2 separate regions of the Mus musculus genome follow, and region 1 is linked to region 2. Evidence: chromatin loops called from intact Hi-C (ENCODE). Cell type or tissue: gastrocnemius. All regions are shown on one strand. Each heading gives the region's core, and the rest is flanking DNA. Links, peaks and the distances in the headings are about the cores only. Region 1 holds the start of Slc18a1 (solute carrier family 18 (vesicular monoamine), member 1). Region 2 holds the start of Zfp930 (zinc finger protein 930).

Region 1 (5,345 bases), core at 346-5,345, 120 kb before region 2:
ACCATGCTCATAATACCAGCTTTGGGCATTGGAGACAGGTGGATCAAGAGTTCAAGGCCAAGCTCCCTCTATAGCTCCAGAGGAAAGTTGAGGCAAGCTGGGTCTACAAAAAAGTGTTTCAAAAAAACTAACTAACTACATTCTTAAAAGCTATATTACATAAACTATTTCCCGTTCACAGATGGCAAGTGAGAGACAGAAGGAACTAATGGCTGTCCCAAGGTCACATTGTGTACTCAAACAGACACTGAAGCCAGGCTTGCTGACTCCAAGTTTCCTGCTCAGGCCACATTCTCTATGCCTGGGCCAGCTACCCTCGCAGTCCTGAGGTGTAAAGGAAGTAAAAGAAGTCACCTGTGCAGATGGTCCTATACCCAGGCACATACAAGCAGCACAAAGTTGACTCGGTAGACTTAAAAAGGACATGAACTTGGGAGGCATAGAATGGCAGGAGATGGAGTAAGAATTGGAGGAAAGAGAATTGGGGAGTAGATTTGATCAAAATGTATTATACACATGCAAAAAAATTCCAAACCATAAAAAGTTTAAAAGAACTACATGACTGGGCTGGAGAGATGGCTCAGTGGGTAAGAGCACTGACTGCTCTTCCGAAGGTCTTGAGTTCAAATCCCAGCAACCACATGGTGGCTCACAACAACCCGTAATGAGATCTGACGCCCTCTTCTGGTGCACCTGAAGTCAGCTACAGTGTACTTGTGTTTAATAATAAATAAATCTAAAAAAAAAAAAAAAAAAAAAAAGGCACTGACTGCTCTTTCAAAGGTTCCCAGCAACCACATGGTGGATGGTGGCTCACATCCATCTGTAATGGGATCTGATGCCCTCTTCTGATATGTCTGAAGACAGTGACCGTATGCTCATATAATTAAAATAAATAAATAAATCTTTAGAGGATTCACTTTTTAAAAAAGAACTATATAGAACTCTCTGTTTACATTCAATTACCTCTTTTAATACTTCCAGCAATTTTATCGAGGATTGAAGGATTGTTACATAGGGACCTGAGATGCACTCAAAGTAGACTTAGGTAACCTGGCTACATTTACTTCATTTGTAACATCAGCTGACTGACTTTTAGTTGAAATGCTTGGGAGCAGGAATGCTTTAGATCTCAAATTTCTTATTTTGCCTTTTTTTAAAAAGATTTTTAAAAGATTTATTTATTTTATGTATATGAGTACACTGTAGCTGTCTTCAGACACACCAGAAGAGTGCATCTGACCCCATTAGACTGGCTTTCAGTAAGGTTTATAACTTATCATCAGTGAGCCACCATGTGGTTGCTGGGAACTGAACTCAGGACCTCTGGAAGAGCAGTCAGTGCTCTTAACCACTGAGCCATTTCTCCAGCCTCTCAAATTTCTTTTTTTTTTAATTGTGAAATATTTACATAATATGTCTTGTATATAGGCTGTAAGTCTATAGATAAAACTCATTTATATTCCATACATACCTCACATATATAGCCCAAAGGGAATTTTATAACAACATAGTAATTGGGCTGGAGAGGTGGCTCAGCGGTTAAGAGCACTGGCTGATCTTCCTGAGTTCAAATCCCAGAACCCACATGTGGCTCACAACCATCATGATGGGATCCGAAGTCCTCTTCTGGTGTGTCTAAAGACAGTAACAGTGTGCTCACATACATACAAATAAATAAATCTTTAAAAACAAAACAACAACATAGTAATTTTGTGAATGAGGCAAAGATCCATGCTTCCCAAACTGATAAGTTATAAACCTTACCGAAGGCCAGTCTAGACATCCTCTTGTGTATTTATCAACAAATCTATGGGGAACTAACACAAAGAAGTTTTTCAGTATGTTGCTCCGTCATAGCAAAGTTCTTGTTTTCCTCTTCTGTTCTTATATTGTAAAGAGAACAACAATCAATTTACTGTGTTGTTCGTTTCTCACAGGCTGGTTTTTCTTTTTGTTTTTTTTGTTTTGAAACATAGTTTCACTATGTAGCTCTGGCTGCCCTGGAACTCAGACCTTCCTGCCTCTGCCTCCTGAGTGCTGCGTTTAAAGGCTTGCGCCATCACACCAAGCCAACCGCTAGCTAATTTTATCACAGCCAAAGAAAAGAAACTAGAACCCTTTGTGCGTTCTAACCTCTTAACTGGTTTTCCAATCTGTTCCTAAGGTGGTCTTCCACACCATATACTCTTCGGATATGCAAGAAAGCCAAGTCTGTTCGAAAAGATCCACGAAAAAAAAAGAACTTGGTAGTAGGATAAACTGAAATAAATTTCGACACAAAGTTACCAATCATGGGACTAGGTTTTCTATCTTCTGCTTTCCAAGGTGTTTTCCACAGCTTGATTATGAACCTCAGTTGTCTGTATTTTCTTATGCACGTTTTCCTATCTCTTCCTTCCCTACATTCCAATGAATCTTTCTTTTTCTCGTGAATCCTCTCTCTTGTGTCAATTTTGCCCTCTGGCCCCTTTCGCTTCTCTTTTCCCGCTCCCAGCCTCAGATCCGCGCTCCCAGCACTCTGGTCAGCTCCCTATGCGCCTAGCATGCGCGCGCACCCTGCACCGCCCCCGCAGAGCTCCAGTCACGAGTCTGGGGGCGGGGCGCCGCCGAGAGGGCGGGGCCTCTGCCGCAGCTTCGAAGCGCGCATGGGTGGGGCCGGCCGCACGGGCCTCCCTGCTATATGTGCGCCTGCGCCGCGCTGCTGCGGGGCCAGTCGGGACGGAGGAGACAAGATGGCGTTGCGAGCGATGCGGGGAATCGTGAACGGGGCCGCACCCGAACTGCCCGTGCCCACCGGTGGGCCGATGGCCGGAGCTCGGGAGCAGGCGCTGGCGGTGAGCCGGAACTACCTATCCCAGCCTCGTCTCAGTGAGTACGGGAAAGTGAGCGTGTCCACCAAGCCCTTGGCTTGTGCTCTCACCTGTTCAGCCAGCGGGGAGGGAATGGGATTCATTTCCCCCATCGCTCAGTTCACAAGCACCTCTCCAGCTTTGCGTGAGCTTTTCCGTGACTTCGGTGGGCCGAGCGTGAGAGCACCGACTGGAACCTTCCCATGGGCTAAGTGGGCTCCTGATGATTGCCCTACCCGCTCCGAGTTCTCTGGGTATTGTCAGACACTGGTCTGTCTCTGAGGGCCACTTCTTGTCACTGTCTTCATCTGCTCCTGGCCTCATTTAAATGTCTTCGGGTCGAGGGAACGCCTACTCCGTCCCCCTTTGCCCCGTGGACCTCTGGGCAGGTGGACCGTGCAGAAGGTGTAATGTCATCGCTGATGTGGGCAGGCCCCGCGGCTAGAGGGAGATGTGGCTTATTCTGTAGGGAACCGCTTCACTGGAGGACACCTAGATACCGGAGAACCTTAGAGCTGAAAAATACCCTAGTCGTGCAGTCCCACCCTCTCGTTTTACAGGCGAGACGCCTAAGGTTCTGGAAAGGAGAAGCCATGCCTGGCTTCAGACATCTAATTATTGGGAAAAGAGGAACCAAAAATCGAGTTTCTTAATCCTTTGCTTGGTCTTCTGTTGTTTATTCGTTTACTGACCAGCTAACCAAACGCAGTTAAATGGAAGGTTGCTTTCCACTGTTATGTTCATAGGCTTAAGTGTAGTGATCATAAAAGACCTCAATAAGCCATGTTTAGACAAGCCAGTCATTCCCAAATGGCTCTTGTTGGCTGAAGCTTTCGGTTGTATAGAATCAAACCTCTTCACGGCTCCCTTAAAGCCAGGCAGAGAGCTTTGAAAGAAGACTTTTTTTTTTCCTCTTTTTTAAGTATCTGTTGTTTTCCTGAAAATAAGGTTCCATTTGCACAGGTTAATTGGCAGCTTGGCTCTGTGGGTGGCTCATTGGTTAAAAGCGTTTCAGCTGAAGGGTTTTAGCTAGGCGCCCTCCAGCCTGACTAATCCTGTCCTGAGCTGTCAGTGGGTCATGTGATAACACTGCAGCGAGGGGAAGGGAAAAAAAAAACACACACACACACACATTGGAGAGTGGATTGCTGAGGTGTGCCTTTTAAGCATTTTTTTAGAATAATTGTTAAAATTAGAGAATGCCTGTTAGGGGTTCATGTGAGCCCAAGGAAACGTCGGGAAAACTGACAGATTTATACCTGAGAATTACAGAATCTCTAGAATTGCATTTGATATGTATGCTTTGCTCTGAGCAGAGCACATAGACACTGGTGTGGCTTCTAAGGGAAAAATGTTACAAGGTTATAGTAGTCTCTTTCCATATAACAAGTCATTCAGAGCCAATTCAGGGAGTGTCGACTACTCCATGGCGAAGGTCTTAAGCCCTTCAGGGATGAGTAGTGTTTCTCCACCATATCCATGTGCTTGGCCAATATTTGAAGAGTTTGTTCATAGGAGGATTCTGCTGACTAAGCTGTCTCTAAAAGTTGCATCTTTGTATCCCCAAGTTCACAGTGTCTGACTTAGGAAGTGCTCTGTAAATCCTATAACTTGGAATTCAATTTGTCCTAATAGTTAAGCGTGTATTTTTTTTTTAATATGGATAGGGTTTTTAAAAGGGAGTTGGTATACTGCATTTAAATATCATCTTTTACTATTTTTGCCACATTTTTAGTCAAATTTAAATATTAACTCAATTTTTTATTATTAAAGTTTGATGATACTATCAAAATAATTATAATTAATTGATACACACTCTTTGGAGTAATTTTGGCAGTTGCCCTGTGAAAATCAGATCCTGTTTTAAAACAACTTCAGGATTATTAAAAATTCTAGATATTATATGTACATAATATAAGAAATTACTCAGGCTGTTAAAAAGAAACGGAAAGTAAAATATTCAGGCTGGAAATTAGTAACTAATCTGGAGCACATCATTTGACTTTCTGACATCACAAGGTAAAAAAAAAACTTTGCCCTTTTAAACGTTAAGGAAGATCAACAATATCTTCAAAGCTATTAGAGCAAAATACTATGAGCTTGGTTGGGTTCACTTTTCTTGACCCAGCCAAGCTAACCTTAAGTTTCTTATGTCACAAAGCAGATCCCTAGCAAAAACCACAAGTGACTTTCCTTGCTTTACTTCTAGAGCATGTTCAGGTTAGTTCTCTGGTCTTGCACAATTGAAGGAATGGCTTTCTTAGCATTTGTTTTGCTATGAAGGTGGTGCCTAAAGAGCTAGGGTTTATTGTGCAATGGTTTTTGCTTTAACAATGTCGCAATCCTTAATGGTGTTAGTGTTGAACAACCTCTTTCCCTGCAGAAGGAAGAACTAATCATCTGATAGATTATGTGTGCTCACAGACTCCATCCCCCCCTACATATACATATACATACACATACACATATATGTGTATGTGTATGTATTTGTAT
Region 2 (5,381 bases), core at 103-5,102:
CTCTCTAAACTGTTGAGCCATCTCTCCAGTGCCTTGACGTGCTATTTCAGTGATGTGGATACCAATTAATGTCTAAAATCTCTCCCCATTCATTTATGAAGAAAAATACTCAACATACTCTTTGGTGTTGTCACAGTCCTAAGACAGACAGCAGCTAGGGTTAGTTAAAATGAACTCTTTCTGGTCCTGCATGGAAGCAGCTGTGGCCTTCCTCTGAGCCAGCCTGCTCAGAGGCAAAAGCATAGAATGCTCTTCTGAGCATAGAATAGCTCAGCATAGCTGTTCATCTAAGTACGTCTACTGTGCAAATAGGTGACTTTTCCTGTATGTTTGCGAGAATTGTTGCATTGATATATCTGCCTTTAAGAGCATACATCATAATTAATAGGTAGTATTGGCCATAATTAACAGGTAGTATTGGCTCCTAAGTAAGCTACATTCACAGTGTCATTTACTTGTGAGGAACCTACCTGACTTCAGTTTGAAGGCAGGAGCCATTATGCTGTATTGCTCAAAATACCCCATTTACTGATTTGCTCTATTTAAGTCTTTTTCTTGGAGCCTGATCTGCTTGACCCCTGGCCTCTTCATATTTCTGAGAACATCCTGAACATACCTGACCCTCTATGGTGACCACATTTTTGTTCCTTTGGTTGTTTATTCCTGTATTTTCTTATTGTCTCATTGTCTGTTTTCTGTAAACCTGTTTGGCAGAAGCTTGTGATTTTACTACTTAAAAGAGGCACTAGAAGTGGATTCAGGTCTGGTTTCCTTACAGCACTTAGGATCCAGTTGATGGCCAGCTCTTAGGTGGTTCAAGTTGTCTCAAAATCGTGGTAGTGGTCTTATTCTCCCTGGGTTCAATTAACATATGAGTTTCAATTATGACCTTGAGGTACAAGATGAACGTGCCAGAGACATTTCCTTCTGTCTTTTAAAATAAATTGTATATGTTCCTGTCCAACGCTGAGCTAAGAACACCACCAAATCAGGCAGAACTCTACGCGAATGTGTCCAGGCTCTCTAAAGAAAACCCCCATGCTTCCTGTCTTTTATTTTTGTTAAATGATTTCCCTGCTTTCTGCTGGTAAGAAATATTTCCAAGTTTTTCTGTCTTGTCTGTTATGATGGCTATTCTTGGTAGACAAACTGACTACAAATTAACTAAGACCCAAAAAGTTGCATATACCTGTGAGAGATTTTTCTTAATTAAAACTTATGAAGTGGGAAGACGCTTCTGGGTCTTTTGAGGCGATAAGATCCACCTTTAATCTGGGCCACACCTTCTGGTGACAGTCCACATAAATAGAGAAGAAAGAAGCTCTCTCTCTCTCTCTTTCTCTCTCTCTCTCTCTCTGCCCTATCTTTGGTTAGCAAGTTCATTCCTTTAGAGCCTCCTTCTTTGAAAATGTGGTATACAGTGAAGCCCAGCTTAGACACGCAGCCTCATGGACTGAACTACTGGATTCTTCCAATTTTAGTTGCTAGACAGCACTTGTTGGTCTAGCTGGACCACAGCCTGCGAGCCGTTTTAATAAATCCCCTTTCTACATACAGAGAGGGAAAGAGACGCTCATTTTTATCATTTCTGTTCATCTAGAGAACCTTGACTAATACAGCTGCGTTTTCTCACCTTAACTCAGAAAAATGTTAGGAATAGTGTTCATAAACAACATTCTTCCTCGAACCATTTCTTTCTAATTATTCAAGTTACCGTGGAGACTACACTTATCATTAGTGTTAATTTGTCAAGAGATAGACCTGAATTTCAGGAAGAAAACTCCTATAGGGATGGATCCACCATCCAGCCTTCTTGTGGGAGAAACACATTTCATTGTGTTTGTGATGTGGTTCCAGGTTTTCTCTCAGGATTGTCCAGTGTACCTTTGCCAGCCAGGTAGAACGTAGCTGTAGCTCACCTGACCTCACCGTGAACCCACAGAACAAACATTTGTTTTCTAAAATCTCCTTAATTATTAATATCGTGGGCACCCTTCCACTTGTGGGACAGGAGAAACACTCCACTCCACATTTTGTAATGTGCTATTTAAACTAGCTACCTTGTGTCAAGGAGGAAAAGGGGAAAGTGCCTACCACGCAAGGAAAGATAGAAGTGAAGCTACCTCAGGTCAAGAGCAAGGACTCCTGAAATGCAAATATCTGCAACAGGAAATACTGTTCTGTGCTGTTCCTTAAACTCCAACGCCAAAGGAGGGACTCTTGTCACTCAGGCCTCATCAGCCAATGAGAACCTGCAGTCGGAGCGTCATCGGGGAGGCGGGCTCTTCCGGGCGCCAGGCTCCAGGCTCCGTTCCGAAGCTGGGAAAATGCAAGCGGTTCTTTGCGTGTAACAGGATCTGTGAGGGGTGCACGCGAGCTTGGAAGCCACGCTATGGTGAGCAAGGGACCGCAGTCTTGGGAGAAGTGGGCTGCTGAGCCTCGGCATCCCTTTTGGTAGGCTACCCTTGGACTGGATGGAAGCTAGTGGGCCAGATGTGGAGTTGTATGAAGTCCCATGCGGTCTCTGTAGTTCCCTGTACCAAAGTGGTGACCTCTGAAGAACTTCACCCTGTGGGCAGCGTCTGTGTAGAGCTTTGGGGACATGGTGTGTGCGTAGAAACATCTTTGTAGCCAACATCACCGTGCTTCTTGTGCATCAGAGGACGGCAGGTTGCCGTTTTAGTTTAGCTAGCATCTCTAGAATTTCTGTTCTTCGGATTTCACATTTGGAGTTAATTTTGTGGGTATTGTGCATGGAATCTTATGTGTTGGTAGCACTCCACTATTTTGCTGAGATGATAATGCAAAGGATTTACCAATGCTTCGGAGAGAATAAGTCACACAGAGTAGAGTTTAGCTAAAGGTGGGCTGCCTCTGAAACACCCAAAGATATAGTGTATTAATGAGGTCTGTAAGAGATGAAGTGCTAGATACGCATGTTTGTTCACCAGGATTGTCTAGACATTTGGCTCCAACCATAAGGAAGGAGACAACCCTGATCTTAAACAGCCGCTAGACCGATGCCCTTAAGAAGTGGCAGGAGACCAAGAAGCTGCTCAAAGGAGCAGGTAGGGTCATGTAACCAACATTAAGGCCTGGTGTGCCATAAAAGTCCTGTTTTCTTCTTAGGCAGTGGCTGCTTTCTATGGATCCTCTTATATAGATGCAGCCAGTTGTCCTTTTGTTAGCAAGCCAGACAGCAGTATGGTCTTCACTGTAGCAGCATCAAGATCTCGGCCTGCCTGCTGTGGGCCTCTGCGTTTATTAGTTATAAGGAGCCGTCACATCATTACTACATTATCTGCTACACACAGCGCTGACCTGAGCTGGAGAGCTGACCTGAGCTAGCTGCTCCTCAGCTTAACACCCAGCTCAGTCCTCTTCTAACTTCTTAGTGTGCTCTCTATGATTTCCCACCCCAGCTTTTATCTTTTCTCCTTTATACTTTTATAATCTTTCTCAGTCTGGCATATTCACCTAGGGACCCTGACACTGAAGAATGGTCTACTGTTCCAGGATACTGGTGTACTTAAGAAATAGTCCTGGGAATACTTTGTTGTGTAAGCCTCTCTTCTGCCTAAGTAACCACTTAGCAACTTAAAATTGGACTCTCCTGTCTCTATGTGAATTGTTCAGCGTGTAACCTGGGGCCTGACGCAGCATATGTAGGATGGAAAATGTGTCCTAGGCTGGCTCCTCTTTGAGCACCAGCCAGTGCTGTATGCATGCTATTCTTCAAGAATTTTTCTTCATTAATACCTTACGTTCATCAAGTTATTTCTCTCTGGGCAGACACATTAATTCTAGAACACCTGTACCTCCTGCAGAAAAATGTTTCTGAGGCTCTGTCTGTTACATTGTTTCAGGTAGCCTTGACCCTAGATACAGACAAGTCTATATGTCCACAGGGTATATATCTTGCTGTCCACTTGACTAAAATTAAAATTCTAAAATTCTTAAATTAAGGGGTTATACCATCATAGAGTTTTAAAATGACCAATTTGAGTCACTTAGACCACAAGAATCATTTAAGCAGTAGTAAAAGGATTTGTGTGTGGAGCATGGTCTCTACTTTCAGACCAAAATAGGAGCAACAGTTTATTGTATACAGTGCAGGGGGAAATGGGGAAGGCAATAGCTAGATCACAGACTGAAGTTTAAGGCAGTCAGCTCCAGTAGTCCCATTATGAAGAAGGTCCTGATTGAAGTAGGAGGGTGGTTTTGTAATTTTTCGACATGTATTGATTCATGCCATGTGAACGAAGACAGATCAGATTGGTGGGTGTACAATTTGGGGAGGTTACCTTGAGCCAGTTGATATCGAATTTCCAGCTAAGGAACTCTCCTATGCAGATATGTGCAATCCTGGTTGAAATAGTTAAGCCAGCTCAGAGGTTTGAGATATAGGCCCTCACTGCCTGTAGCTGAGTGTGTCAGGTTACAGACCCCAGCAGCTAATATTGTGTACAGGAGCAAGGTCAATTATTAATTCTCCCTGCCCCTCCCTCAGATCCATAACTTTATTTGCTTTTAAAAAGAAAATTAAAGCAGTTCCCGACACTTGCTAGTGGTCTTTGTGTCTACACAGCCTGTGATTTGTGAAATAGAATAGAAAAAAAAAGTTAAAATATATTAGAGCTTTGAGAGGGCCCTAGATCATTTAATGTCTCATTCTGTATATGAGAAAATTGGAACTCAGAGAAGTTCTGGGACTTTACTAAGACAATATCCACTTCTTCATCACAGAATTGCTTAGTGTTGAGTTTGCTACCCCACCTTAACTCTGGGAACCTGTGTGCTACCAGCCCCCACCCAGAGAATATTGGCTCTTCGGATGAAAAACCCAGGCACACACACTGCTCAATTTCAACTTGCCTTGTCAGTTGCTGGGCATCATTTATCTTCTGAGGCAAGCGTGCCCTCCCCAGTACTCTTGTCCCACCACCCTAAATCTGTCCTCAACTTTAGTTGCTCGGTTACTTAGCTCAATGGCTGCTAGCATCTTTATTGATGGGTCAAGAACCAATTAGGCAATAGGACCTTAGCATCAGAACCTTCTCTATAGCTTAGTGTTTTTTAATTTCTCTAATTAAAGAAGCAGTTATCCATTGAAACAATGAAATCTACAGAGAGAAATGCCTCAGACATTCCAGGTTCTCTGCCCCTGCTTCTTTTTTTTTTTTTTTTTTCCCGAGACAGGGTTTCTCTGTGTAGCCCTGGCTGTCCTGGAACTCACTCTATAGACCAGGCTGGCCTCGAACTCAGAAATTCGCCTGCCTCTACCTCCCAAGTGCTGGGACTAAAGGCGTGCGCCACCACGCCCGGCTCTGCCCCTGCTTCTTAATCCATAAAGGCCCAGGGATATTGCTTTGTTCATCTAT

The links. A loop is a pair of places that touch in the nucleus more often than their neighbours do. Peaks named below come from ENCODE experiments on the same cell type or tissue, not always from the same donor. Only the 100,000 strongest peaks of a DNase experiment are listed, where the experiment ranks them.
Region 1: a loop joins it to region 2, with 10 times the contacts of the local background. A loop is called at or near these places in 1 of 42 quality-filtered maps.

What each region holds. Positions count from the first base shown.
Region 1 is chr8:69,086,058-69,091,402 of GRCm38, forward strand. It overlaps Slc18a1 (solute carrier family 18 (vesicular monoamine), member 1), which reads right to left and starts at 3,165. Exons shown (of 17, transcript NM_153054.2): 1 at 2,924-3,165. Atp6v1b2 (ATPase, H+ transporting, lysosomal V1 subunit B2) reads left to right here and starts at 2,679. Exons shown (of 14, transcript NM_007509.3): 1 at 2,679-2,871. The coding sequence starts at 2,736. In gastrocnemius, for the core only: no CTCF peak of the experiment used is centred there; DNase peaks (open chromatin) are centred at 2,617, 3,238 and 3,873; H3K4me3 peaks cover 2,175 bases; H3K27ac peaks cover 1,162 bases.
Region 2 is chr8:69,206,765-69,212,145 of GRCm38, forward strand. Zfp930 (zinc finger protein 930) reads left to right here and starts at 2,282. Exons shown (of 4, transcript NM_001013379.2): 1 at 2,282-2,395. The coding sequence starts at 2,393. Gm39188 (a long non-coding RNA gene) reads right to left here and starts at 2,233. Exons shown (of 2, transcript XR_870488.3): 1 at 2,095-2,233. In gastrocnemius, for the core only: no CTCF peak of the experiment used is centred there; a DNase peak (open chromatin) is centred at 2,289; H3K4me3 peaks cover 1,710 bases; H3K27ac peaks cover 1,885 bases.